Regions from separate parts of the Homo sapiens genome. Here region 2 is linked to region 1. Evidence: chromatin loops called from intact Hi-C (ENCODE). Cell type or tissue: PC-9. All regions are shown on one strand. Each heading gives the region's core, and the rest is flanking DNA. Links, peaks and the distances in the headings are about the cores only.

Region 1 (14,793 bases), core at 5,394-7,893:
AGAAATTTAGTGTGTATCAATTACTTTTTTTTTTCTTTTTGTTTTGAGACAGAGTTTCACTCTTGTTGCCCAGGCTGGAGTGCAATGGCATGATCTTGGCTCACCACAACCTCTGCCTCCTGGGTTCTAGCGATTCTCCTGTCTCAGCCTCCCGAGTAGCTGGGAATACAGGCATGCGCCACCATGCCCAGCTAATTTTGTATTTTTTAGTAGAGACGGGGTTTCTCCACGTTGATCAGGCTGTTCTCGAACTCCTGACCTCAGGTGATCTGCCTGCCTCACCTCCCAAAGTTCTGGGATTACAGGTGTGAGCCACCACGCCCGGCCTCAATCACCTTTTTATGCTTTTACTAGGTAGAAATACATCTGTAAATATTTAATGTTGCTTTGGTATTTAAGAATATTTAAATAAGTGGTATTATACTGTATAAAACTATCCGTGGCATTTTTTTTTTACTCAACTTTTTTTTTTTTTTTTGAGTCAGAGTTTTACTCTTGTCACCCAGGCTGGAGTGCAAATGGCGAGATCTCGGCTCACTGCAACCTCTGCCTCCCAGATTCAAGTGATTCTTCTGCCTCAGCCTCCTGAGTAGCTGGGATTACAGGTGCCTGCCACCATGCCCAGCTAATTTTTTGCATTTTTAGTAGAAACAGGGTTTTGCCATGTTAGCCAGGCTGGTCTTGAACTCCTGACCTCAGGTCATTCACCCACCTCAGCCTCCCAAAGTGCTAGGATTACAGGAGTGAGCCACTGTGCCTGGCCTCAACATTGTTTTTATTTTATTTTATTTTATTTTATTTTATTTTTATTATTTAATTATTTATTTATTTATGTTTGAGACAGAGTTTTGCTCTTGTTGCCCAGGCTGGAGTGCAATGGCGTGATCTTGGCTCACTGCAACCTCCGCCTCCCAGGTTGAAGCGATTCTCCAGCCTCAGCCTCCCAAGTAGCTGGGATTACAGGCATGTGCCACCACGCCCGGCTAATTTTGTGTTTTTAGTAGAGATGGGGTTTCTCCATGTTGGTCAGGCTGGGCTTGAACTCCCAACCTCAGGTGATCTGCCTGCCTCGGCCTCCCAAAGTGCTGGGATTACAGGCGTGAGCCGCTGCGCCCGGCCACATTGTTTTTAATAATTCCTTGATGTCGCTACGTATAAATCTGGTTCCTTTGTTTATACTGCACATATTGTTCCATTGTAGTTTATTTATCCATTCTTCTACACACAGACGTTTGAGCTAGTTCCAACTAATCTCTACTATAGAGCAACACTGCAGTAAACATCTTTATTTGTCTCTTTGCACACATGTACAAGTGTTTCTTCAGAAGCAGAATTGGGTCAGAGGTTGTACTCATTTTTCACTTTGCTGGATAATGCCAACTTTTTCTCCAAAGTGATTGAATAAATTTGCATTCCCACTAATAGTGCATGAGAATCTTTGGTTTCCCACGATCCTCTCTAACACTTGGTTTTGTCAAAATTTTAAAGTTTTTCTAATCATATGGGAAAGTGAAATGATTTGTGGGAGTGAAATGTGGATTTATTTGCATTTACATGTTTGTGGTAAAGTTGTACAACTTTTCCTGCATTTGTTTTATTTTTACTTATTACTACTTTTCTGAGACAGAGTCTCACTTGGTCACCCACGCTGAGGTGCAATGGTGTATAATCTTGGCTCACTGCAACCTCTGCCTCCCAGGTTCAAATGATTCTTGTGCCTCAGCCTCCCTAGTAGTTGGGATTACAGGTGTGCACCACCATGCCTGGCTCATTTATTGTACTTTTAGTAGAGATGGGGTTTCACCATGTTGGCCAGGCTGGTCTCCAACTCCTGGCCTCAAGTGATCCATTTGCCTTGGCCTCCCAAAGTGCTGGGAGCCATAGAGCCCAGCCTGTATTTTTTGACTATAGCAGTTTCTTCTGTGAATTACTGCATGTATCATTTACTCATTTTTTTCTATTGTATTTTCTTTAAAGTTTATTTAAAATAATTTTAGCATGTTTTGTATATTAATGCTTTGTTTTTCGTGTTGCAAACACTTTCTTTTAGGCTTTTGACTTTTTACATTTTTTCTAAGATGTCTGTTATTGTGTTGAAGTTTTTAACTTTCATGTAATTCAATTTACGTTTTTAAACATTTGTCCGTTTTGGGTCTTATTTAAGAAACCATTTCCAGCTGGTGCGATGGCTCACACCTGTAATCCCAGCACTCTGGGAGGCCAAAGTGGGTGGATCATGAGGTCAAGAGATCGAGACCATCCTGGCCAACATGGTGAAACCCTGTCTCTACTAAAAATACAAAAATTAGCCAGGCGTGGTGGTGCATGCCTGTAGTCCCCCCTACTTGGGAGGCTGAGGCTATTTTTTTTTTTTTTTGAGACGGAGTTTTGCAACATGATCACGGCTCACTGCAACCTCCACCTCCCAGTTTCAAGGGATTCTCCTGCCTCAGCCTCCTGAGTAGCTGGGATTACAGGCATGTGCCACCATGCTGATTTTGTATTTTTAGTAGACACGGGGTTTCACCATGTTGGCCAGGCTGGTCTCAAACTCCTGACCTCAGGTGATTCACCCGCCTCAGCCTCCCAAAGTGCTGGGATTACAGGCGTGAGCCACTGCGCCTGGCCCCTTTTAATTTTTGTTGCAAATATTTCTTAAGTTTGTTATTTTTGGTCTGTGACGTGTTTTGCATCTTTTTTTGTGTGTGTAGTGAAATCTATCAATTTCCCCCATCGTTCCTTCTATTACTTTTATACTTAGAAAGCTTCTACTGTCTCAAATCAGTTAAAGTCACATATGGTTTCCTTTAGGAAAACTTTTAAAGTTGTCTTTACAACTTGTTTTTCATCATATAAAAAGATGTTTATTATTATTTTTAAAGACAGTACAAAGGAGTTTAACATGAAAAGACATTCCCTTCTTTTCCTCTCAATTTCCATCTCTACTCCCCAGAGGTAATCACTGTTAGCAGTTTCTCGGGTATCAATTCCAGAATATTTTGTGAATATCAAGCATAAACAGGAGTCACAGTAACAGACTATTTAGGGAACTCGTTCTGTCATCTCAGAGTTGCTTGTCCCATCAGTGTATTCTGTTTACCACTATATCGATAAACAAAGCACTTGAAACATGATAGATGTAATTTGTTGAATTAAGTGAATTAGCAGATGAGAAATTTCTGAGACTGTCTTTTGCAAAGAGAGGATTCATGTTTACTCCTTTTCAATGTTTCATGTGCACTTACTCTTAATGTCTATGCTCCTCCTGCTAAGTCTATGGGTTATGAGGGAAAAAAAAAGCTAAGTTGCTAATAAAGTGCGTAGCAGAAAAAAAAAAAAGCTGAGTAGCATTGGCTTTCATGTCTCTCCACTCCTAGGGAAGTTGCCAGGTGATTCTGCAAACCTCACCAAGAGGCCACCAAACCAGCCCTGCAGCCATGTCCCCTGCACCCTCCTGACCTATATAAGCAGAGGCCAGGAAGGCTGTGGGAGGATTCCCTGGAGCAGGCAGTAGTCAGTCTAGTGCAAGGGTTCTTTGTCTGTCCTTGGCAGGTTGCAAACATCAATGGGAAAAATATTCCATCCTTATTTTCACTATCCTCTAGCTGAAATGTTGCATTTCCCCCAATTATGAATGTACGCAACAAACTATAGTAGTACCAGCAACAACTGTAACTTAGTCTCTAGTAGAAAGCACACGTGTTTTCATATAACATACAGCTATTGCAGATATAGCAAAATACCTTTATACTCATCACTAGTTAGAAATCACTGTTAGACCTTGTTATACTATGTTTTAATAAAGCATCATCTAAGTGAAAGAAGCCAGACACAGAAGGACAAGCACTACATCATTTCACTTGAGAAATATAAAATAGTCAAACACATAGAAGCAAAGAGCAGAATGATGGTTGACAGGGGCTGGGGGAGTGGGAAACAGGAGGGCTTGGTCAAAGGGTACAACATTTCCCTTATACAAGTTCTAAAGAGCTACTGGAGAGCATGCTGTCTATAGTTAACAGAACTTGCATACTTGAGCATTTACCAAGAGGGTAGATCTTAACTGTTAGGTGCTCTCATCCCACCCCCCCCCATCACGTGCACACATGCACATAAATACAGAGGGCGGGGGAACCTTTTGGAGATGATGGATATGTTTATAACATAAATTGTGGTGATAGTTTCATGGGGGTGCACGTATACATTAAATATGTACAACTATTTTTTTTTTTGAGATGGAGTTTCGCTCTTGTTGCCCGTGCTAGAGTGCAGTGGAGCGATCTCAGCTCGCCGCAACCTCCACCTCCTGGGTTCAAGTGATTCTCCCACCTCAGCCTCCTGAGTAGTTGGGATTACAGGTGTGCACCACCAAGCTTGGCTAATTTTTTTGTATTTTTAGTAGAGATGGGGTTTCACCATGTTGGCCAGGCTGGTCTCGAACTCCTTTCCTCAAGCGATCCACCCACCTAGGCCTCCCAAAGGGCTAGGATTACAGCCATGAGCCACTGAGCCTGGCCTGAATAGGTACAGCTTTTTGTATGTCAATTATATCCTAATAAAGTGATTTTTTTTAAAAAGAAGCATTATTACTAGAGTACACATTTTCAAATGATTGTGATAACTGCATTTCAATGTAATTGATAACCTTTGTAGTCCTGTATATTTTATTTTATAAACTTAAAAACGTCCTTTTTTTTTTCTTTTTTTTGAGACAGAGTTTCGCTGTTGTTACCCAGGCTAGAGTGCAACGATGTAATGAATCTCAGCTCACCGCAACCTCCATCTCCCGGGTTCAAGCGATTCTCCTGCCTCAGCCTCCTAAGTAGCTGGGATTACAGGCATGCGCCACCACGCCCAGCAAATTTTGTATTTTTAGTAGAGACGGGGTTTCTCCATGTTGGTCAGGCTGGTCTTGAACTCCCGACCTCAGCTGATCCGCCTGCCTCGGCCTCCCAAAGTGCTGGGATTACAGGCATGAGCCACTGTGCCCGGCCAAAAACATCATTCTAAGGAGTCCACAGCTTCACCAGACCACCAAAGGGACCCAAGCACAGGACAGATGTAAAGGGAGAGTGTGGTGTGGGGCGATTCCCCTATGGGCTCTTCCTTGCCAGATGGACTCCAAGCTTGCCACTGGGAGAAACCAAGACCTACCTGTAAAGCGGGAGGCTGCTGTGCCCCGCTTTGCTCACTGCTCACGGAGATGCTGGGGTCTGAAGGCCCATCTGGTGCTGACACTAGCACAGAATAATGAGAAAGTTTCTGAGAGAGGTGGACCCATCCTCTTCCCCATCCCCATCTTCCCTCCATCCCCATCCCCCAACTTCCCATCCCTGTGCCCTCCCCTTCCTGAATTAGGAGTCTAACTGAACATAGAAACTGGTCTCTCCTTTTCATCTAGAGAATTCTGAATGCAAAAGTCTTGCTGCAGCAGCCCGTCCCAGCGGGATGAAGAGAAAGCAGACAGAGAGAGCAGCTACACTCTCCCCATCTGGAATGTGGAGTGGAAGGATGTGCTGTGGGCCAAGTGAATGCAGCAGACAGTGACTCAGGCCATCTGGCTGGTGACCCGCCCAAGGTGGCTGGCTGTCTGGTGGGGAGCCCCCTGCATCATGTGCCCCAGGCTGTGATGGGGAGAGCTGGCAGGAGCCTAGGAGTGGGACTCTGAGATGACCCAGTATGCATCAGACAACAGTGCCCTGGAGAGACCCTCAAAGGTCTCTTGAGCCCACACAAGGGGACCCTCCCAGAGAGAGAGTTTGACTGTCAGGACAGCTGCATGACTTACATAAAGGCACCTTTCCCCTAGTCCTTTCCCCTCCCTTCCCGACAACGCCAGAGGGGAAACAGCAGAGAGAGGGCTGGGCGTGGTGGCTCATGCCTGTAATCCCAGCACTTTGGGAGGCTGAGACGGATGGATCACCTGAGGCCAGGAATTCGAGACCAGCCTGGCCAACATGGTGAAACCCCATCTCTACTAAAAAATACAAAAATTAGCCATCACCTGTAATCCTAGCTACTTGGGTGGCTGAGGCAGGAGAATAGCTTGAACCCAGGAAGCAGAGGTTGCAGTGACACGAGATTGTGCCATTGCACTCCAACCTGGGTAACAGAGTGAGACTCTGTCTCAAGAAAAAAAAAAAAAAAGAAGAAGAAAAGAAAAGAAAAAGAAAAAGAAACTGCAGAGAGAGAGGAGAAGAGGAGTAAAATGCAGAAAGAGCAAACAGCCCACCTTCCAGAACAGGGACTGCAAGCCTGGCCTTAGGTGGACGGGAAAAGCCTTTAAACGAATATAAAATTAATCTTTGCCTTCACTTACTGAAATTTTCATACCTGAGATGGAGTCTTAATGACCAGAATGAAGTTTCTCTTAAAACTGAGTGACTAAAAGGCTGTCTGTTCAGCACAAGGAGTAAGGAAGGGGACAAAAGTTTGGAGATTTGGAGCCAGAGGTTGAAAAAAGTATTTCATGGTGTACACCAAACAATTTAGACTAGTCTTGTGTAATATTTATCCATTTGATCTCTGTCTTTTTAAAAACACATAACCACTCACTTTTTTCTTTTTTTTTTTTTTACTTTATCTGAGTCACATACATTTTTACGGTTTCATTTTTTTAAAAACATGTAACTTTTTAATCCAACTGGAATTGATTTTGCCATGCTGTGGCGGAACAGGGACATGGCTTTTACCCTGAGGTTAGGATTGCAATGTGTCCAGGAAAGCCCTGGATTGTCACTGCATGCCTACCTGGGGGGTTTCAGTGAAGAGTCACTGACATTCCTCTTGAAACTTGCAGGGCTCTGCTTGATCATCATCAGGCAGGCTACTGCTCAGGCCCTGGGGAAGGAGAGGAAAGCACAGCAGCTGAGTCACCGGGAGGGAGACACTCATGTGTATAGGGAATCTGTACCCAGAGCTGCGAGGGAACGTGCTTCCTGGCTCTGGGCCACACAGGCTGAACGGCAGTGGGAGGCTGACTGCCTTAGGTGGCTGAAGCAGAATGCTGAGGAATAGGATGGATTTGCTGACGTTTCTTGGAGGATCCGAAGTAGCTTTCACTGTTCCGCTCTCTCCCACTCTGCAGCGCCGCAGGGACTCCTCACCACCTCTGTTGTCCCTGTTCAGCCAAATACTCCATCTAATCCTCCTATCTCTGCCTGTCTTCCAGGCCGCTATCTTTTCTTTCATTTTCCTTTTCAAACTTGAATCTGTTTTCCTCCCTTTCATTTGCTTATCTATTGCTTTCTCCTTGTTTTTTCTTATTACCTTTTTTCCCCTCAAAATTGAAGGGATACTGAGAATTCCCCCCCAATCCCCCCCTCTTTTTTTTTAAAAAACAGGATCTCTCTCTGTTGCCCAGGCTGCAGTGCAGTGGTGCAACCAGAGCTCATTTGCTGCCTCAACCTCCCAGGCTCCAGCAAGCCTCCCACCTCAGCCTCCTGAGTAGCTATGACTGCAGGCATTCACCACTATGCCCAGTGAATTTTTTATTTTTTAATGTTTTTGTAGAGATGGGGTCTTGCTATGTTGCTCAGGCTGGTCTTGAATTTCTTGCCTCAAGTGATCCTCCAGCCTCTGCCTCCCAATGTGCTGGGATTACAGGCATAAGCCGCAGTGCCCAGACATTTCTTCCCATTAAATTAAATTAATTAATTAATTTAGAGACAGGGTCTGGCTCTGTTGCCCAGGCTGGGGTGCGGTGGCACAATCAGAGCTCACTACATTTGCAATCTCTGGGGCTCAAGCAATCCTCCCGCCTCAGCCTCCTGAGTAGCTGGAACTACAAGCATGCACCATCATGCTTAGCTAATTTTTGTACTTTTTGTAGAGACAGGATCTTGCTATGTTGCCCAGGCCAGTCCCAAACTCCTTGGCTCAAGTGATCCTCCTGTCTCAGCCTCCCAGAGTGCTGGGATTACAGGGATGGACCACCATGCCCAGTCATTTTTTCCTATTTTAAATCAACTCTACATATTACTTTTAAATTATCACATATTTAAAATTTGTATTTCACACATACAAGAGAATATATTATAAAATAAAATGACCTCATGTAATTGACACCGAAAAGAAATAAAACATTACCATCTTCCCCCTCCTTCCACAGATTACTAGTCCCTTGAATTTTCTTGCATATTAATTTTTGCAGGAGGCAATGATTTCTTTTTTTTTTTTGAGACAGAGTCTTTCTCTGTCACTCAGGCTGGAGTGCAGTGGTGCGATGTTGGCTCACTGCAACCTGCATCTCGGCTCACTGCAACCTCTGCCTCTGGGGTTCAAGTGATTCTCCTGCCTCAGTCTCCTGAGTAGCTGGGATTACAGGTGCATGCCACCGCATCTGGCTAATTATTGTATTTTTAATAGAGATGGGGTTTCACTATGTTGGCCAGGCGCTGGTCTCGAACTCCTGACCTCAAGTGATCTGCCTACCTCAGCCTCCCAAAATGCTGGGATTACAGGCATGAGCCACCATGCCCGGCCAGGAGGCAACATTTCAAGACATGTTTTTTGGATCCATAATGGAAGGGGATGAGACACAGAGGGAGCCAGGGGCACCTGACATAGACCCTGGAATTCTTACCATTTGAATTAGATCATGATAGCCCCTTTAAAAGGCATGCTGGCTATTTAGGTAGTTTAATACACTAGCACCCTTTAATACTGTAAGAAGGATTTATGTCTTAACTACTCATAAAGATGAAAATAGGTTGGGAGATCCATGATTTATGTGAACACTTCATGTGAAAAAACCTGGAGGCTTCAGTTAGCTACGAGATTTATATAAGCTGAAGGTGTTAAGTGGTCTTGAAAAAGACAAATACAATCGTACAATGTATTACCAGAAGTGTAACGTTCCGGACACAGGAGAAGTCAAGCAATGGAGTATTCGCACTAGTCAGGATAGCACACTCAATGCTGAGCATCGTTACGGAATGAGCAAAGGAATACCTGCACTTGTTCCAGGCCCAGACGTTGAAAACATGCAAAGAAGCAGCAAACAACAGTGGACCGGTAATCTCATCATTCCAAACAACCACTTTTAACTTTTTTTGGAAATATTTTTCCAGGATATTTGCTAAATAGGTGTTAAAAACTAAGAGGGAGAGCAAGGCGGAATGTGTGCAGAGGAAAGTCACCAGAACGGGGTGGTGAGTGAGGCATGGAATTGCAACTGTGTAAAGAGCTATGTCAGGCGAGGGAGGGAGGCCAACTCTTCTGTGTTGTTTCAGAGAATACTATTGGAATCACAGAGATAGGGAGGACCCTGCAAGGGGATGCTGAAAGAGGTATGTTCTTTTTTTTTTTTTTTTTTTTTTTTTTGAGATGGAATTTCGCTCTTGTTGCCCAGGCTGGAGTACAATGGCGCAATCTCGGCTCACTGCAACCTCCGCCTCCTGGGTTCAAGCGATTCTTCTGCCTCAGCCTCCTGAGTAGCTGGGATTATAGGCATGCACCAGCACGCCAGGCTAATTTTGTATTTTTAGTAGAGACGGGGTTTCACCATGTTGGTCAGGCTGGTCTTGAACTCCTGACCTTGTGATCTGCTCGCCTCAGCCTCCCAAAGTGCTGGGATCACAGGCATGAGCCACCGTGCCTGGCCAGTCTTCACATTTCCTTGACTCTTCACTCTGCTTCTGTAGGAGAACTCAGCTTAGCTCATGAACAAGACTTTAAAATGGACTTGCTGAGCAGGAAGACATTTGGTGCCAGTACTGGAACCGTTACGCTTTGCCTCCAAAGAATTTCCTTCCCTCACTTGGAAGCATGTAAATGACATTACCTAATTATAGAATCTCAGAAAAACACAGAATTAAGTCTCCATGGTTGCTTCTGTAGTTTACCCCCAGCAAAGGTTTGTAATCTCAGGCTGGTTTCACTGTGCCACCCAGAACCCACCTTTATCATTTTCCAGACTACCAGTGGTTGGAGACACTTGTTCTGGTAATATCTCCAGCAAAGCCTCATCAGAAAAAATATATTTCTTATAAGAAAATTGTCTGATCCTTTCAGAATAGAAAAGCTTTTGGGTTTTTGGATGTTTCAAGGTACCTGTACTATTGTCTCTACCTTTTTTTTTGAGACACAGTCTCACTTTATGGCCCAGGCTGGAGTGTAGTAGCGTGATCGTGGCTCACTGCAACCTCCACTTCCCAGGCCCAAGTGATTCTCCCACCTCAGCCTCCTGAGTAGCTGGGACCACATACATGCACCACCATGCACAGCTAATTTTTGTATTTTTTGTAGAGACAGGATTTCACCCTGTTGCCCAGGCAGGTCTCAAACTCCTGACCTCAAGTGATCCACCCGCCTTGGCCTCCCAAAGTGCTGGGATTACAGACATGAGCCACCATGCCCAGCCTCCACCTTTTAATCCTAATCAAAATGTGATTTGGTCATTGTTTTTTTTAGATGATGGATTTCTAATTACTTAAGGAATGGGCCTTCTGCATGTGAGCATGTGAGGACTTCTCGGATCCATGCCTAGGTGTGACAAATATTCTCTTCTCTAAAGCAATGTATAACCTGGGAGTAATCCCAGTTGGTCTGGGCTTTAGATTTGCCAGAGGTCTGAGAAGGTATCAAGGTCTAGAAATGTGGATGTGGCTTTTGCATGCTCAGTCGACTTGTTGATTCTGGTGTGTGTATATGCACGCAAAGTTTCAGAGAAAATAGATCGGAAAAAGGCTTGAAAACAGCCTGAGCAAAAACAGGCTGTAGGGCCTCTTTAGGACCTTGCCGGATGCCAGCACAAGGGATAGTCTGTTTGGGGGAATTTCAGGGGTGGAAAAAAGATGCTACAGAGCTGGGTTTGTGTGTTTGGAGAAGAGGGAATTTTATCCCACTCTGTTGTTGACCTGCTGACTCTGTGCTGTAATTGATGAGTTTCTGTGCCTGACTACCACACTGGGCTGAGTAGGCAGAGAGAAGACATTAAATAAGGGTTAAGTTGAATTGGTTTGATCCTAAGAGGGAGACTGGGACCTGGGAGGAAAGATCTTTGGGAAGGCATGTGCTGGGACTGGGCTTGGGAAGTAGAACCCAGACCAGCCTGAAGCCTGGGTACACCCTGGTATGTACTAAATTAGTGGAATGGCATGGAACTGTGCAAATAGTTAAAGCTGGATTGTAGAGAAGTCATTGTTCCACTTCAGATGGCCAACTGACCTTGAGAACCGGAGTGGGCACAATATGGCAAAGTGCACAGAAAGGGCTCTGAGCCCATGACATCGCTTTGAAGGATGACACTTTCTGATCTCTTTACAACCAAAAGCAGAAAGCTACCCTGGTCACTGAAGCCCTCTGTCCAGGGGCTTGCTGGAATTCCTCGACAAGTGTCCAGTAAAATGGACTTCCTTTCCCTTTAATAAGCAAGAGTCCAAGATTCCTCATCAGGTGTGCAGGGGAATCTGTCCTTTCTGGGGACCTCTGAAGAGTTTAATTAACTGATTTCTCAGTGCCTGGCTTTCATCATCTTTTCCATTTTTCAGTTCAGCCACTAGTGTTCAGGACCTGGAAGCAATAATTGGAAATGTTCTAGAAGCAAGCGGGACGGAAGAGGAAGCCCATGCAAGGATGGGGGAGTGAAGAGGAGGAACCTGAGGCTGAAGAGCCACATGCAGCAGGGAAGCCCACACTGGGGATAGAGGCTTGGGAATGCCCTGGCACAGGCAGTGGCCTCAGGGGTGGTGGCTTCAGGGGTGAGCCCGAGGCAAAGTCCTCCTAAGCAGCCAGTCAATTGGCTCAGATGTGGATCAGCCTACGGCTAATCATCCACAAGCAAGCTTAATTTTGCTGGGTGTGACCAGAGATAAAAGAAGTAACAGTCCCAGTCATTTCATGGGAGCGGAGTGATAACACTCTGAAGAGAAACTGTTTAGTTGAAGAAAGAGTCCTTAAAAAGGAAAAAAAATAAGCAAATTCTGAAGCATGGGTTAACTATCAAATGGGCACTTGTAGGTCGTCTCAGTTGTAAACCCTCTAACCAACAAATGGCTTCTGTCGACAGCAAGGAGCTTGCTGCAATAATCCTGGAGGAGAGGCAGTCACAGGCTCTAAATGTGGAAAATGTTGGTAACCCAGGAGAAAGAGCCAGCAAGACTGAAACCAACCAGTCCTAAACCACAGAAAGAAAAAAGTCAACATACCGTTTGTCACCATGTCACCACCAGCCTTGCTAAAGAGCACTCATTGAGTGCATGAGCCCCCAGGTGGCAGCTGAAATCCTCAGCAAACATGACACTGTATTTTATCACGGTGGCATCCCACCCCAAAGGGCAGCTGGAAGCGGTTTGTCAGGGAAAATTCAAGAAACAGAATCCATATCTACTCAGGGCTTATGCTAAACACAGCATCAAATAGAGGTAGTTGAGAAATTTAATTTCATTTGGTGGAGGGAGGGGGTGGGTGGGAGGCAGGGGATAGTGACTGAACAGAGAGAGGGAGGGAGAAAAGAAAGCTTTGAATAAACAATCAATACTTGGCTGGACTTGTGTGAAGAGAGATGACTTGGTAGTTTTCCTCCTTGTTCTGTCCTAACTCATGCTCCTTACAACAGATGGGCTTGAGCCTGTGGAAGGCTGTGTTGCAAATCCACCCTATGTATGGACAGAAAACCTGTTTTACAGTGTTTGAGAGGAGTTCTTAAGTTCCTCTGCATACATCCATGAGCTTCCTACCCTTCTTCCTCACCTGAATGTATGACACTTTTGGACAAACTGTCATTACTTATTGATTTAGATTACATCAAAGAGGTTGAAAGGAAGAAACCCACACTTCTCTGGAAACTCCTGGTTCAATGGAATGTCCTATTCCTTTCACCCCATTCCTTGTGTTGGCAGATAGCTACTTTGTGTCAGGGAAGTGGAGATACATTTGGAGTTTCTGGTTTTGGGGAAAATATATTTTTTAAATTACTAAAATGTAACATTGTTAAACAAAGTGACTAAAACTATGTATTTAAATGTATATATGCACTTAGGGTAAGGTAGAGAGTTTGAGGGTGGGGAGACTAATTTTAGAGCCTACTTAGTGTTAGGTATTTTTGGAAATTATATTATTTAATCCTTACAACAATCAATGAGTCACCCATTATTTCCCACATTTTACAAAGAGAAGAATGGAGTCTCAGACTAACTTGTTTTCCAAAAATCATAAGCACCCTTCACATGGAGACTTGTCTTTTCATGAGACATTAGCTGCCATGATGATATCATTGTGTGAGGAATTTCTGCAGTTTAATGCTAACAGAATGAAATCTAATTTTATGATACATTTATTCGACTTTTTTTTTTTTTTGAGACAGGTCTCACTCTCTCACCCAGGCTGGACTAGAAGGCAGTGATGCCATCTCAGCTCACTGCAACCACTGTGGGCTCAAGCAATCCTCTCGCCTCAGCCTCCCAAATAGGTGGGACCACAGGTGTGTGCCAGCATATCCAGCTAATTTTTTTTTTTTTTTTTTTTGAGACAGAGTCTCGCCCTGTCCCCTAGGCTGGAGTGCAATGGTGCGATCTTGGCTTACTGCAACGTCTGCCTCCCAGGTTCAAGCAATTCTCCTGCCTCAGCCTCCTGAGTAGCTGGGATTACAGGTGCGTACCACGCCTGGCTAATTTTTGTATTTTTAGTACAGACAGGGTTTCACCATGTTGGTCAGGCTGGTCTGGAACTCCTGACCTTGTGATCCGCCCACCTCGGCCTCCCAAAGTGCTGGGATTATGCGCGAGAGCCGCCACGCCGGCCTAATTTTTTTGTATTTCTTGTAGAGACAAATGTTGCCCAGGCTGGTCTTGAACTCCTGAATTCAAGTTATCTGCCTGTGTACGCCAAAGTGCTGGGATTACAGACATGAGCCACCGTGCCGGGCCCATTTATTAGAATTTTAACCTCTAAATCTTGGATTAATGGTGATGGAAAGAATAAGACATGGGGACCATTTTGGAGCTGACATTCGTGATGATTTCCTGTGATGTTCCTCCTGTAAATTTCAGTCGCCCTTAGCAAGTCAGGAGTTGTAGACAACAGATAAATGCAGTGAAACGCTGCTTGGTAATTTGCTCTTTTGTTTTTGGCTTTGACAAAAATGGACACATTTTGGAAAAGCACAGAGATGCTCACCTTTGATAAGAGTGAGAGGTGACAGCGTGTCCGGAGTTTGTTCACAGCCCTCGCTCGCTCTCGGCGCCTCCTCGGCCTTGGCGCCCACTCTGGCCACGCTTGAGCCCCTCAGCCCGCCGCTGCACTGTGGGAGCCCCTTTCTGGGCTGGCCAAGGCTGGAGCTGCTTCCCTCAGCTTGCGGGAAGGTGTGGAGGGAGAGGCGCGGGCGGAACCGGGGCTGTGCGCGGTGCTTGCAGGCCAGTGCGAGTTCCGGGTGGGCGTGGGCTCGGCGGGCAGGTCCGCCCGCAAGCCCCGGAGGTGCAGGTCCACCAGCAAGCCCCGGGCAGTGAGAGGCCTAGCACCTGGGCCAGCAGCTGCTGTGCTCGACTTCTCGCCGGGCCTTAGCTGCCTCCCCAGGCCTCCCAGCGGGGCAGGGCTCGGGACCTGCAGCCCGCCATGCCTGAGCCTCCCCACCTCGCTGTGGGCTCCTACGCCGCCGGAGCCTCCCCCACGAGCGCCGCCCCCTGCTCCACGGCGCCCAGTCCCATCGGCCACCCAAGGGCTGAGGAGTGTGGGCGCACAGGCGCAGGACTGGCAGGCAGCTCCACCTGCACCCTCGGTGCGGGATCCACTGTGTAAAGCCAGCTGGGCTCCTGATTCTGGTGGGGACTTGGAGAACCTTTATGTCTAGCTAAG
Region 2 (14,793 bases), core at 6,715-9,214, 370 kb after region 1:
GAATTTGCAAATGGTCCTACAGCGGCAGAACAGATGATGGAGACTCATTACCTGACAAGAAGTGCTCTGCATTTCAAGAGTAGATAAAAAATATTGCAGCCGCATTTTCATGCTGTATAAGACTCACATCACAGCACAAGTGGGAAACAGACCAACCCGCTACAAATTTATCATTCAGGTCTTGACACGCCAATTCACCTTTCAAATCTGTATCCATGAAGATTCTTCATGCAGCATTACTTTCTCTAAATGTTTTTACATCTTAAACACGTAAATCTTCACACAGACCTCTGCATTGTTCATCATATCATTAGGCTGATGATGATGATTATGGGGTAAATTAAGGACAATAATCATAAACCACATCGAGATATTTACAAATCACTGTGGTGAAACTGCTTTATAGCTCTGAATAAAATCCTTGTCAAACTCTAATTAAATGTGTTTTAAAAAGTCATGTTCTGATACAGAGCAAGGTTTTTGGAACAGCAGTTAACCGAAAGCCCTTGGTGTCAGAGAAGAGGCTGTTAGGCTGCTTGTTGCTATGGACACTGTCAAAGGCAAACTTTGGTTCCTCCAAGGGCCTTACTAGTTTGGTCAGAGGCAAGAGGCCAAGGGGAATGATTTTCTCCACTAAGTTACAACTAAAAAGATACAGACGAGGATGTATTGGGCGTGGAGGAACCTTCCTCTGATGGATGAAGACAGCTGAGATGGATTTCACCCTGGGTGGAGAAGCCTGATGAGACTAAGGTCCTTCTTTCACTGCATTTATAGGAAAAGCTGCAGCCTTGTTGAGTGACAAAGATCCCAAACACCATGGGGGAAGGGGCCAGATGAGGCCAATCTGGTTTACCTATTAGGGCAGTTCAAATTGGCAGTTATCAAAATGGTAGTGAGGCCTCCAGATACTCGAAACCATGAATTTGGATTATATATTGAGATAAGCTACCTAATTATGTTCTCATACATATTTATGAATAGGAATAAGATAAAAACAAAACATATTACCTTTCTTACTAACCTCTCACTGTATCTAGTTACACTTGCTGTAGGTATTAATTTTTTGCTCTATACGTGAATCTTTTATAATACAGTGTTCTTTAGAAAAACTTGACTGTAGAAAGAAAGATGAGAACTTTAGTATGTGTTTTTTGTTGACCCTATGTTCATCCCCTTCACTGCCTTTGTGCACTCATGCCCCCTTCGCATTCTCCCTTCACTCTGTCCCGTGGGCGCTGTGAGTTTAGTTACTAATTGTCCTTGGCTCATAGGTGACCCCTCAGTGGGGAGGCTATGTCCCCACCCACAGGCGCCATCAGCCCACACCCATGGCTGCCTGACTGATGGGCAGGGGGTATGGAAGGGTAGCACCCTTTCCTAAATGGAAGACAAGACTGGGGTGAGGTTTGTGCTCCAGAGCCCCCCACTAGGGGTAAGAGTAACATCCCTACTCAGCTCCTTTCCTTCTCTATCCTGCATCCCTCACTGGCTTATAGTTCTTCCTGGAGAGAGCACACCTGCAATAAGCACTGTGCACAAAATCCCTGTCTGAGGCTCTGCTTCCAGGGACCCTGACCTGAGGCAATAACCACAGGGCAAACCAAATGTTCCCCAGGCTCAAAAGAAGGCAAATTGCAGGGCCATATACCTATCACAGAAAATACATGACCTTTGAGCCTTAACTTTGCAATCAGAGTCCTATAAAATGACAGCACTGTGTCATTTACATTTCAAAAACCTGAAATATTAGGTCACCAATTAAAAAAAAGAGGAAAGGAGTAAAATGTGATCATTGCCTGAAAATTTTAAAAATAAACCATTTTTACATGGCACAGCAATAGACCGTTTGAATGCTTAGTAGTTAAAACTAGATCATGTTTTGGGGTGACATATTTAGCTACTTCTTCTGTTTTGTGGACGCTGATATAAATACCACTTAGAATTCATTCTGGTTTTTTGAAATGATTGAGACCCAATTTAGGTCATAATGTTAGTGCATTACAGACAAATTATCATATTTACTATGCAAAAGCTGAGATCTAAAAACTTATGACCACAGAAAAAGCCTGGAGATACCATTCTCATAATTGCCCATTTGCAAAACAGGAAGTGGGGTGGTTAGTTTTATGTGTCAACTTGACTGGGATAAGGGATGTGCAGGTAGCTGGTAAAATATTACTTCTGGTGAGAGTGTTTTCAGATGAGATTAACATTTGAATCAGTAGACTGAGTAAAGAAGATCATCTTCACCAGTGTAGGTAGGCTACTTCCAATCCACTGAGGGACTGAATAGAACAAAAAGACAGAGGAAGGGTGAATTCATTCTCTCTGCTTGAGCTGGGACATTCATCGTCTCCTGCCCTCAGACATTAGCACTCCTGGTTCTCAGGCTTTTGGACTCAAACTGAATTACAGCCCTGACTTTCTGCTTGCAGATGGTAGATGTGGAACTTCTTGACCTCCATAATTGCACGAGCAAATTCCCATAGCAAATCTCATACACACGCGTGCACACACAAATGCACACACATATCCTATCGGCTCTGTTTCTCTGGAGAGCCCTGACTAATGCCGGGAATTAGTTATTTAGTGATTCAGATTGGGAAATCCATGTAGCTTTTTGATGAAATTGGCCATGGTGTGAGATCACCAAATCTGGTCACACAGCATGTCCCATGCACTCTGGAGCAGGCACAGAGCAGTTGGTGAACATTCGGCCCCAGCACTTGCTGGCTTTGTGACCTTGGTCAATTACTTAATCACAAAGCTTCAGGCTTTTCATCTGTAAAACAGGCACAGCAGTGCCTATCTCATTGGGTAATTTAGGGTGTAATGTAACAATGTCCAAAAAGCACTCAGTTCCTTGCTTGGCTGAGTAGAAAATCTCAACAAACCGTACGTACGGCTCTGAAAGAAGGGCTAGACTCCTGATTTTTGAAACTTCAAGTGGATGTTTATATAAAACACCTTAAAAGTTAAAATGTAACTAACAAAGATTACAACTGAATATAAACTGTGTTATTTCAAACTCTTCTGATCTTTGTCTATGTACATTCTTTTATATCGGACACAGATGTACTAGTGGCATGTAAAATGCCATACACATGGCATTTTACATTCTGCTTTTTTTCAGTTGGTGTTATTTTGCATACACAGATCTATGCTTGGCATAGTCTATATATGTCATTTTTATATTTCAGCTATGAATCCAACACGTAAGTATCATAGAAGTTGGAGGCAGAACTGAAGCATTACATTAACATTTGCCTCCAAAAAGCCCCAGGGCTCCAGGATGCACAAAATCATTAGGCCAAAGCTGTTAGCAAGTCATTCAGTATCTCCATCGGTCAGTGCAGCTTGGTCTTGCAGAAGTCTGCACACTGGTTCCCCTAAGGAGGCCCCACGTTCTCCTCTGTTTGCCACTCCCCTTGCTGGGGCCACTTAATTCCTGACTCTTTTCGGACCAGGTTTCTCAACCTCTGCATCATTGACGTTTGGGCAACACCAGTCTTTGTTCTGGGTGCCGTCCTGTGCAGTGTATGGTGTTCAGCTGCATGCCCGACCTCCACCCAGTCAATGCCAGGACCACCTAACCCCAAGTCATGACAACCAAAAACGTCTGCAGACATTGCCAAATGTCCCCTGGGGGGCTGAATCGCCCTTGGTTGAGGACCACTGTGAGGATCTTTCACCATCATGGATTCTGGGCTCTGATGGTTTCCTCACTACAGTCCCAGAACGTCCTGGCTTTACTTCTGCATCATTGTAAGAGCTGTACTAGCTCTTTCCCAGGAAGTCCAGTTGCCTTTATAGAAATCAAGCTATATGATTGATGTCTAACATAGGGCATGATGTCTGGGGGCCAAAGACAGCAGGAAGATTTCTGCTTCACATAATTACCAGCAGGATGAGAAAGGCAATTGATAAAATGGAAAGTCCCTTTACGTTTCCAAGTCTGAGTTCCTCATCTGAGAAATGGAAGTAGGAATGGGAAGCTTGCCTAACTCAGGGCTGTCATGATGGTCAGCATGTTAAATAATTGACTCATTTGTTCCTTCAACATTTATCAAGAGAATGACATGCCAGGCACGGTGTTTGGTGCGTGAGATACAGAGAAGTATTAGACAAAGGGTCCGACCTCAGAGTAGAGACAGACACAAACACCTCTCTAACACAGTGGTTTCATTGGTGAATGTGTGGATCAACAAAATGTGGTGTGTGCAGACAGCGGAATATCACTCAGCCTTAAACAGGAGGGAAATTCCGACGCATGCTACAACACAGATGAATCTTGAGGACATGATGCTGAGTGAAATAAGCCAGTCACAAAAGGACAAACACTGTGTGATTCTACCTATACAAGCTACCTACAGGAGTGAAATTCATAGAAACAGAAAGTGAAATGGTGGTTGCCAGGGCCTGGGGGAGAGAGTGGGAGTTACTCCTCAATGATGTTAGAGACTGAACTGTGCCCCCCGAAATGCATATGTTGAAACCCTAATCCCCAGTGTGCCTGTATTTGAAGACTGGGCCTTAGGGAGGTAATTAGAGTTAAATGAAGGCCAAGCCCCAGTCCAATGGGACTGGTGTCTCTGTAAGAAAAGGAAGAGATGCCAGAGCCCCCTCTCTCAATAAGCACACAGAAGAAAGGCCATGTGAGGACACGGGGAGAAGCTGGCCAGCCACAGCCAGGAGGAGAGGTCTCACCAGACGCCAACCCTGCCAACGCCTGGATCTTGCACTTCCAGCCTCCAGACTGTAAGAAAATAAATGTCCGTTGTTTAAGCCACGCAGTCTGGTACTTTGCCATGGAAGCCCAAGCAAACTGATACAAATGGGTAGAGAGCTTCAGTTTGGGAAGATGAAAAATGTCTGGAGATGGGTGGTGGTGGTCGCACAACAATGTGAACATGCTTAATGCCACTGAACTGTACACTTAAAAATGGTTACAATGGCAAATTTTATGTTTGGTATATTCTATCCCAATAAGAAAGCCACACACCCACAGAGGCCATCAGAGAGATATGCACAGGACATTACGAGCCCTGAGAAGGGGGCCTGGCACAGCTGGGGAGGAGCATGGCAGGGGGGTTGGGGGTGGAAGAAAGAGCAGAGCAGATAGGGAAGCCACATAGGCTGAAGGACAGGCAAAGCCGAGATACGGAGGGTGAGAGGAGGGAGATGTGTGTGTTGAGAGCCACAGGCAGTTTGAAGTTCCGGGAGCTTGCAGTGGGAGGTGGGATGGGGAGGCGGCAAAGAGGTGAGAGCTGGCCTGCACAGCGAGGAGATGGGGGCCATGAACACCCCGGGAAGGAGACTGGAATTCCAGCCACCACTGAAGGCTGTTGGGCAGGGCAGCACCATGGTCAGTCACCTACACTGAGGCGATGTATGTGAAAGCCCTTTGCAGGCTGTAAACTCCTGCAGAAATGTAAAGTTCCATCACCGTGGTTATTGCTAGTGATGATGGCTGCAAGTGGCATAGAGCATCTGGTGGAACAATGGAACCTAGGGTTGCAGGGAGTATTATCTTGACTGCAGGGCCCCTCAAGGCAAGTTCAGGAAGCTTGGACAGCTCCTCAGAAGACGGCCTGTCCTGCAGATGCAGGTAAGAAACAAGGGGCCATAAATATGGACCAAAGATTGTTGAGAGCCACTAGGAGACACCTGGAATATAGTCACAAATCCAGACCCACAAATTCCGCCCAACAGAGACTTGGTTACTTAACAGAGCTGGCAGTGCAGGGTGGCCTATTGATGAGGCGGCTCCATTTCAAGAAAGCTCTGCAAGAATCTACACAGAAAAGAAAGCCTGGGACTCTGTTGAGGGAGCAGTCACAAATGTGAGACCTGAGGAGGAAGGAGGGAAGAAGGGTGTTGTTTTGACTATGGGAACTCATGCAGAAAGCAGTTAGACATTTTAAAGACTAGAAATGTGCTATGCACTGATATTTATTCAGAAATGGTGGGCTGAATATTTCCTATACTCATTATGGGAGCAGTTCTGCCCTGCGATGGTGTAAGCCCCGACTTGTACAACAAGGCTGGAGTATTGGAAGGTAACCCTGACTTTAGGTGCGAGATTTGTGACTTACATTTTGCATGTAATTCAAATATTTGTAGATTGAATCTTATCTCTTCATTGACATACATTAGAATCTCACAGCTGTAGTCAATTTGTTTCTGATTGACTTTTCCCTTCAAGGGCGTTGTTAGAGCCTTCCCTGCAACCCTTGCTTCTCTTGGTAGCCCTCAGAACACACGCACATGCGTGTGTACACACACGGAGCCCCGCGAGGCTGAAGGCTTTTAAAGAAAGCCCTTGACAAATCCTTCTAGATCATGAGCAATCATTTCCTAGCATTTCAGTTTTGAAGGTTCGGACTTTTCAATTTGGTCACAACTGAAATATGTTAAGCTCTGAAATAAAATATCATGAAGGCATTTCACACTTTTCATCTAAAACTCCAAAGCTAAAACTCAACAAATATTTATTTGGCATCTATTATACTTATCACTATGTGGAAAATATTTTGTTTATTTTCACTCTACCTGTCACTAAAGAATATTTATGGTGACTTTACAAAGAAGTATAAGACCAGACTTTCTGTTGGGAACAGCATCTTTCCCCCTTTGACTCCCTAGTGTCTGGCACAAGCTGTGGAACATAATAGACTCTCCACAAAAATTCTTTCAAAAAATGAATGAAAACACACAATCAATTCAATTAGGGAATCAGTATACACACACATAATAAAATAACTTTAAATATAAACATACATGGATATAATGGATGCTAAAGAAGTCATAAAAAAGTAAGAGGCGGTGAGAGCAAAAGAGGCGGGGCCAGCACTGATTGAGTCCTTACCTTGTGCCCAGCACTCAGACACTAAGTTCCATTTCCCTCATGAACCTCTGATCATTTGTAGCAGAAGAAGAAATCTAAGGGCCAGGAGGTTTTGTGTCTTGCACAAGATCACACTGCAAGTCAGAGAAGGATCTGGAATTTGAGCTCAGATTTGTAAGTCTCATCGTCCCTGTTTTCTACCCTGGCTCTGCCATGAAGTGCCACCAAAGGCTTTGAGAATGGAAGGAGGCCACTGTGGGGCTGGCTGTCTGGGAAGGCTCAGGGAAAGGAGGGATGTGAGCCGCACTTTGAGCCTGGGACTTGGGAAGAGCAGGGAGGGAGAGGGCCGGCTGGCTGGAGGAGGCAGCTGGCCAGGAGAGCAGTGGAGGATTGTCCTGGGAAAGAAGAACCAAACTGTGACAGCCTCGAGAGGCTTCCTCTCCAGGGCCAGAGCTGTTCCCAGGACATGATGGCTGGGCCACCAAATTGTAGACCCTTAAATGCCAGGCTAAGAACTGAAACTTCATCCTGTAGCAACAAGAGACCGTGAAGATTCAAGCCTGATTAACTGCAAAGTCATCTTAAGGGGAGACCGGAAAATTAAAGAATACACAGAGAGGGCGTGGAAAAGCTGAAGCTCCCTTTGCTAAGGAAAGCTGAGATCTGAAACACAAGCCTGCTCCTGCCCTTCTCTCTCCCCCACCGCAGCCTGCCACCTTTCCCAGCCCTTTATGCGCCTCCCTCGCATGACACACATAATCTAGTGACCTTGGTGACTAAGGCACAGAACTGGAGAGAATGCGTCACGCCCACTCATTCCTGCCAATGGCAAAGGGCTGCCCAGTTCAGACGTTCCCGGCAGGCAGCCACAGCATCCTCTCGCTCTGCATCCAGGGTGACTCAGCATTTGCAGAGACATGAATGTGATGCAAAGTGACTCAACCTCCCCCTCCCACAGGACTATCCCAAGCTGTGGGCTCTGTCCCAGGACCAACAGGACAGGTGCCAAGAGGGCAGGCCTTCGCCAGGCCCTGCACTTGAAGAGGCTGGGGAGGCCAGCCTGGCTGTAGGCTCCCCTCAGCCGGCCAGGTGTGCCCATCCCTGAACTCTCCTGCCATTGGCCTGTGCCAGAGCTGGGACCCCATCCAGATGAAGCCCTGATTTGGACATGAGGAAAAGGATCTCATTTTTAGTAACAGCACTGCAGATAACATGACGGTGTAGCCATGTGGATTCAGACTTAGAGATGGTCACAGGTGAGCAGCAGTCAGCCAGAGCCTAAGATGCTGGGGGTGGTTTTTGGAGCACACCTCAAAAAAGTAAATATTCTTTTTTATTATTATTATACTTTAAGTTTTAGGGTACATGTGCACAATGTGCAGGTTAGTTACCTATGTATACATGTGCCATGTTGGTGTGCTGCACCCATTAACTCGTCATTTAGCATTAGGTATATCTCCTAATGCTATCCCTCCCCCCTCCCCCCACCCCACAACAGGCCCCAGAGTGTGATGTTCCCCTTCCTGTGTCCATGTGTTCTCATGGTTCAATTCCCACCCATGAGTGAGAACATGCGGTGTTTGGTTTTTTGTCCTTGCGATAGTTTACTGAGAATGATGATTTCCAATTTCATCCATGTCCCTACAAAGGATATGAACTCATCATTTTTTATGGCTGCATAGTATTCCATGGTGTATATGTGCCACATTACATTCTAAGGAGATACAAAGTATGTATTGATGTGCTGACTTTTCATCTTAAAACCTCAATACTTCATATGTGAAATTCACCTCTCTGATCTGGGGCATCTAAACCATGACAAATAAAATCTCTCACCCCAAGGGCCTCTCCACCTCTCCCACGCCCTCCTTCTCACTAAACCAGTTCTTCAACTCCAGGCTCACTCCTCACAGATGCTTTCATTCTGACACAACACTCCTGGCTTTCCTTCCTCCCTCCCTCCCTTCCTTTCTTCCTTCCTTCCATCATTCCTTCCTTCCTTCCTTCCGCATCTGGGTTCTTTGGCCCTTTCAACACAACACTGCAACTTCCCTCCCTCCCTGGTCCAGCTGTGCTCGCCCAGTTGACCTCCAACCCTGCCATCTGCCTTTCTCACATTTGCTCCCATGCAGCAAGTGGGGTGGAAGAAAACCATGAACTAATTGCTGGCACTGGAGGTTTATTGCTTCTGGTCACAACTGTCCCTAGTCTGGCAATCCTCTTTTATGTCCCTAGCCAGACCCGTTTCTAACACTCTATGGTGCTGATTACAGACCTGTAATGCTCCCAGAGTTGGGGGCATCCTGAGGTGGGGGTGGTGGCCAGCATGCTGATGTTTACAGGTGCCTCCATAGCTGAGCCCAGCACTTTGGTGTTGGCAGTACCTGACACACCACAGAGTGATTCCCAACAGGAACTGAGCACAACAGTGGATGAAGACAGGGCTGCCGGGCACGTAACAGGCTCCCCATGGGGACTTGCCAGCTCCACTGAAAGCATCTGAAGTTCCTGGGTGTCCCCCATCAAGTAGAAGTAGAACAAAGGAAGTACTGTTTCGTTTCTATCCTTGGGAAACTGCTCTTATTCCCTAGATATGCGGCCAGGAAACTCAGAAGACAGTTTAAATACAGTGCTCTCCATAAACTTGAAAAAAGAAAAATGACCTCTTTCTTTCTGGGAAAAAAAAATATCCCTTTTTCCATTTAACATGTTTTTAAGAGGAACAAACTAATGATCTCATCTCTAAGTTGAAAGTCAGAGGGTGATTGGCCATCTCTATAAACTTAACGTCTTTAATGGAGGGAAAATATTTGCAAACTTGCATCTGACAAAGGTCTAATATCCAGAATCTATCAGGAATTTAAACAAATTTATAAGCAGAAAACACACCCCATTAAAAAGTGGGCAAAGCATATGAACAGACACTTTTCAAAAGAAGACATATTTGCAGCCAACAAACATGAAAAATGCTCAACATCACTAAGCATTAGAGAAATGCAAACTGCAACCACAATGAGATACCATCTCACACCAGTCAGAAATTGTATTATTAAAAAGTAAAAAAATAATAGATGCTAGCGAGGTTGTGGAGAAAAGGGGATGCTTATACACTGCTGGTGGGAGTGTAAATTAATTCAACCATTGTGAAAAGCAGTGTGGCGATTCCTCAAATAACTTAAAATAGAATTACCATTCAACCCAGTCATCCCATTACTGGATATATACCCAAAGGAATATAAATCTTTCTACCATAAAGACACATGCACAAGTATGTTCATCGAAGCACTATTCACAAAAGCAAAGACATGGAATGAACATAAATGCCCATCAATGGTAGACTGGATTTAAAAAATGTGATACACACACACACACACACACACACACACACACACACACACACAATGGAATACTATGCAGCCATAAAAAAGAATGACATCATGTCCTTTGCAGCAACATGGATGGAGCTGGAGGCCATTATCCTAAGCAAACTAACACAAGAGCAGAAAGCCAAATACCACATGTTCTCACTTAAAAATGGAAGCTAAATGTTGAGTACAAGTGGACACAAAGTAGGAAACAACAGACAGGGGGCCATATCTGTTGTTGGAGGAGGGAGAGGATTGAAAAACTACCTATCAGGTACTATGCTTATTACCTGGGTGACAAAATAACGTGTACACCAAGCCCCTTTGACACACAGTTTACCTATATAATAAAACTGCACATGTACCTTTGAATCTAAAATAAAAGTTTAAAAAAATGCAACAGCAATAAATAAATAAGGAAACATGTCTTTGAGTGAACACTGGTAAGGTATGCAAAAAACCAACAATTGATGTTTTTCTATTTAATAAAGCAGTAAAGTTTCCATAACTGAAATATAAAATATGACTACCCTCCAGAACGTTACACGGCTCCACAGTAACAAACTCAAGGGCAAAGTTTGGGTTCCCAAGGGTGGTGTTTAAAGGCCTTGAAAACCTAGGGCTAAGCTGCTTCACTGCCCATGGCTGGCCATGCCCCTAAGCCTCTCACTTTCCACACATTCTGGGAAGACTGTGATTTCCTGGCCTTTCTGCACTTGTAAAGCCCTCCTCTCCTCTTCTTGGACATCCTCCCCCTACATTCTGTTGTCAACTGGCAAACACCTACTCAGCCTGCAAGAGCCAGTTCAATTACTAATCCTCTCCAGAGCGTTCCTGAGGATTTCAAGATAAAGTTAGTCACCCTCTTTCCTGTGCCGTCAGAACCCCCGGGTCCCCAGACTCTGTAGCTCTTATCCTATTGTATAAGACCTATTGATTCATGCCTGTCCCTCCCATCAGGCCACATGAGTGCACGACAGGGGTTGTGTCCTGCTCATCTTTGTGTCATCATTCCCCCTGCAAAGCCCATCACTATGCCTGGTATGTTATCGTGAGTTGATAAATTCATCTTTTGAAAAAACAATTTCTTTTTATATCTCTGAATTTCTTGCTCATCATAGCTTTCATATCAAGAGGAATAGCAATTGGAAAATAACCATCCTCAAACAGTATTGATATAGTGCCCTTGCACATGAAACTATACAAAGAGTTGAAGGTCTAAAATAAATTTTGAGGCTGGGCACAGTGACTCATACCTGTAATCCCAGCACTCTGTGAGGCTGAGGTGGGCAAATCACTTAAGGTCAGGAGCTCAAGACCAGCCTGACCAACATGGTGAAACACCGTCTCTACTAAAAATACAAAAATGAGTGGGATGTGGTGACGTTCACCCAGCTACTTGGGAGGCTGAGGCAGGAGAATCGCTTGAACTCAGTGGAGGTTGCAATGAGCAAGATCATGCCACTGCACTCTAGCCTGGGTGACAGAGTGAGACTCCATCTCAAAAAAATAAATAAAAATAAAAAATAAAATTTGGACAATTATGTAACTACCAATGGCCAACCAGTATATCCTGGATTTCTATGATGTCCCTAGAAATGGATGAAAACACAGAAAATATAATCCCTGACATAGGGAGCTTACAGTCTGGTCAGGGAGGCAAGACCTACGTGGAATAAAACCATGGTATTTTGAAGCTGGAGGGGTGTCATTAGAGAAAATAAAACAGCAACCACCAAACAAGCAAGCAGTCAGTTGGTTCTGATGTCACAGGTGCCACTCCAGTGCTGTTCCACACAGGTCCCTCCTGCAGGTAGCTGCTCTGCCTGCCAAGGCTGCTGCAGGCCTGGGAGGGAGCCCCCACCAGGAACACTGGGAGATCAACCGGGAGATCTTAGGGATTCCAAGCTGGACTCGTGTCCATATTGGAGAGAATGCCCCCGCTTTGGGTTACACTCTGGTGGAGAGGCACCCCCTAGCATGTCGCAAAGTTTGATGAACGTTTTTGTCACATCCTCTGACTTCAGAACCCAAACAGGAGTCCAGGGAGCTGGGCCAACGCTGGCTTCAAACACAAGATGGCATACTACGCTCTGATCCCTGCCTCTCTCTAGCAAAGCCTATTCCCGAGTCAAGATCCTCAGGCCATCTCTTGTTTTTTTTATGCTGAGTGCTTTCCAGGGAACATCTTCCTTCTCCCTTGTCAGTTTAGGTGCTCTGAAAAGCAGATGCTAGGACTAGAGTAGACATGCCAGAGGTTTATTGGAGGAGACATTTGGTGACAAAGGGGAGGGAGCATAGGAAGGCAGGGAGGACCCTCAGACTGAAGTGCGGGTCTGACCCCTGTGAGGGCAGAGAGGGAAGAAGGATGGTCAGGAGGAGCCTCAGATGTCACAGAAGCCCTGAGAGTCCCAGTTGGGCCACTGGGAGTCCCTGGGCCAAAGCTGCCAGGAAGAGGAATCCTCCAGAGTCCTGGCTTTGGCACCCTCTCTGGGTAGCCTGGGGAGGTGGGACCTGGCTTGGCCGCCATGATGGATCCAAGGCTTAGCAGCTGGAGGCTGTAGTCAGCAGTGTTCTCCACAGAAGCTTCTCTTGCAGAGAGATTTGAGCAAGGCATTTCCATGGCTGCCACACCCTCGCAGGTAGGATTTTGTTGGAGAGCTGGAGAGCTTACTGAGCTGTGTCTGTGGGCCTTGTCCTGGCACCCTATTCTGTTCCCCCTGCCGTTGTAATGAAAAGCAGGAAAGAAGTGATTAAACTGCAAACACTGTGGAGCAGGTATGAAGTTCAGATTGTTCACAAGCCTCAGGTGTGCAAAAATAAATTTAGCTATTTCTCAGGCAATTAAGTAATTTCTCTTTCAGTTCAAGGCTTCTCTGTCAGTTTGGGGTTACTTTACTTTAATGAATTCAAGTGTTCCTGATCCTGGCTCCCTGTGGGGTTGCACACACATTCCAGGTCTCACCTGCTGTCATGACAGTGGAGGAGGATGGCGCCTGGTCACCACTCTGCCCTGGCTTCACTGGAGGTGTTTGCAGACCAGGGGCCTGGGGTGCTGGCCTCTGTCACCACCGCCTCTCCTGCTGCTGCCCACGGTGTCTCTCAGGTCTGTGGCTCACACAACCTACCTCATGGCCACTACTGGTATTTTTCAGCTGTGAACCCTAGTCCATTTCTGGTCTGAATTCCTTCTCTCTCCACTTGCAAGTTGACTTCGGCATCATGGCTGGTGTATAGTCTGCATCAGGAAGAGCTGTGCAGCTTAGACTGGCTCCCTTCAGCTAGGGTATTTCCAGAAGAGAGCTGTCCACTGAAGACTGTCCACTGGTGACATCTGCTGCAGCTAGGGGAAGAAACACTTCATTCCTGAAATGGGAGCTGGGAGGGAAAGCTTCAGCACGAGGGCACCTGTGGGCAGACGTCTCAAGAGCGTTGACATTATGGTCCTCGTCACATCCCGTGAAGATACAAATGGAATTTACAGTGATGTGAATTTAGACCTACAGTCCCACTCCTCTCTCTCAAGGGACAGTTCATGCATCTGAGGACTATGTGTCCAATGGGAGAACCTTCTCAGCCTTTCCTGTCTGCCTTTGTGTTCTCTTCCATCTCCTCACTCCCCATGGGCATTTCCACCGTAGACTGTCAGGGAAATCAAAAGCAGGGAAATGCAAACCAGTCCATAGCCAGCTCTGGCCAAAGCCTCACCTGGATGGGACATGGCAGTGGCAGCCTTGGCTCAATGGGTTTGGAGGAATTTCCAATGGCTTTCACTCCCGCAGCTGTCACATGGACAGTCGCAGTGTCTTCTCAGGGCGTCTTCCCAGCATGGCCACTACAGAATTGTAAAAAGCCTCTGGAAGCCCATGACTGCACCTCTGCGATCTCTCTCCCACCCTGCCCATAAACAGCCCAAAGGAGAATCCTCACATTCAGACAACATAAAATGTGCTTGAGTGGACACAGATTTCTCACTAATTCTCCGTGAAATCCATGTCACACTGCCACCTACTTCTTTCTCTATTACAGTAACACAGGAATGAGTCATAGTCTGGACGATCTTCTAGAACCCCCCGAGAGCTGCAAGAGCTGGGAAACAAGCCCAGGCAGCGCTGCCAGGCCTCTCGATATAACGCTGCTTTTGTGCCAGACCCACTGGGGGCTGTGCCTCTGCGACATTTCAGCTCTAGAAATGCTCCCTCTCCATTTCCAGCCGCCATCGCACACACGCAGATGCCTGAAATTCCCATGGCTAGTGACTCACGCCTCCTGGCTCGGCAGCAAGAGTCCTGAGCTCACTTCACTTTTGTTGAAAATGAAGAAGCCACTGGGAGGGGTGTTGCTTTAAGTCAGAGAGTGTCAGAGCTGGACGGGATCTTAACTGCAACCCTGTTCTGGGTGCTCGTCCAGCTGGGCACTGCCATCACAGCCCAGCCCGGGGAAGCCACAGGAGAAGCAGGGCTTTTTGGACTCTGCAGAGCAAAGTGTTCCTTACACTGGAATGTAGTATAAAGCAACACTTTTATAAACAAACAAGGATATGATGTGATGCAGAATGCTGAATCTGGGTGAATTCGT

What was found. A loop is a pair of places that touch in the nucleus more often than their neighbours do. Peaks named below come from ENCODE experiments on the same cell type or tissue, not always from the same donor. Only the 100,000 strongest peaks of a DNase experiment are listed, where the experiment ranks them.
Region 2: a loop joins it to region 1, with 9 times the contacts of the local background. A loop is called at or near these places in 2 of 110 quality-filtered maps.

The regions. Positions count from the first base shown.
Region 1 is chr6:4,725,206-4,739,998 of GRCh38, reverse strand. It overlaps a transcript of CDYL not described here. Among named protein-coding and RNA genes, the nearest start is that of CDYL-AS1, 43 kb to the left of the region's middle. RefSeq lists a silencer at 4,824-5,022 and enhancers at 6,203-7,092, 7,093-7,983, 13,865-14,412. In PC-9, for the core only: no CTCF peak of the experiment used is centred there; DNase peaks (open chromatin) are centred at 5,538, 5,818 and 6,838; H3K4me3 peaks cover 563 bases; H3K27ac peaks cover 1,965 bases.
Region 2 is chr6:4,351,717-4,366,509 of GRCh38, reverse strand. No RefSeq gene overlaps it. Among named protein-coding and RNA genes, the nearest start is that of LINC02533, 130 kb to the left of the region's middle. RefSeq lists enhancers at 6,814-8,162, 6,983-8,182, 7,460-8,211. In PC-9, for the core only: no CTCF peak of the experiment used is centred there; DNase peaks (open chromatin) are centred at 7,679 and 8,709; H3K4me3 peaks cover 750 bases; H3K27ac peaks cover 2,500 bases.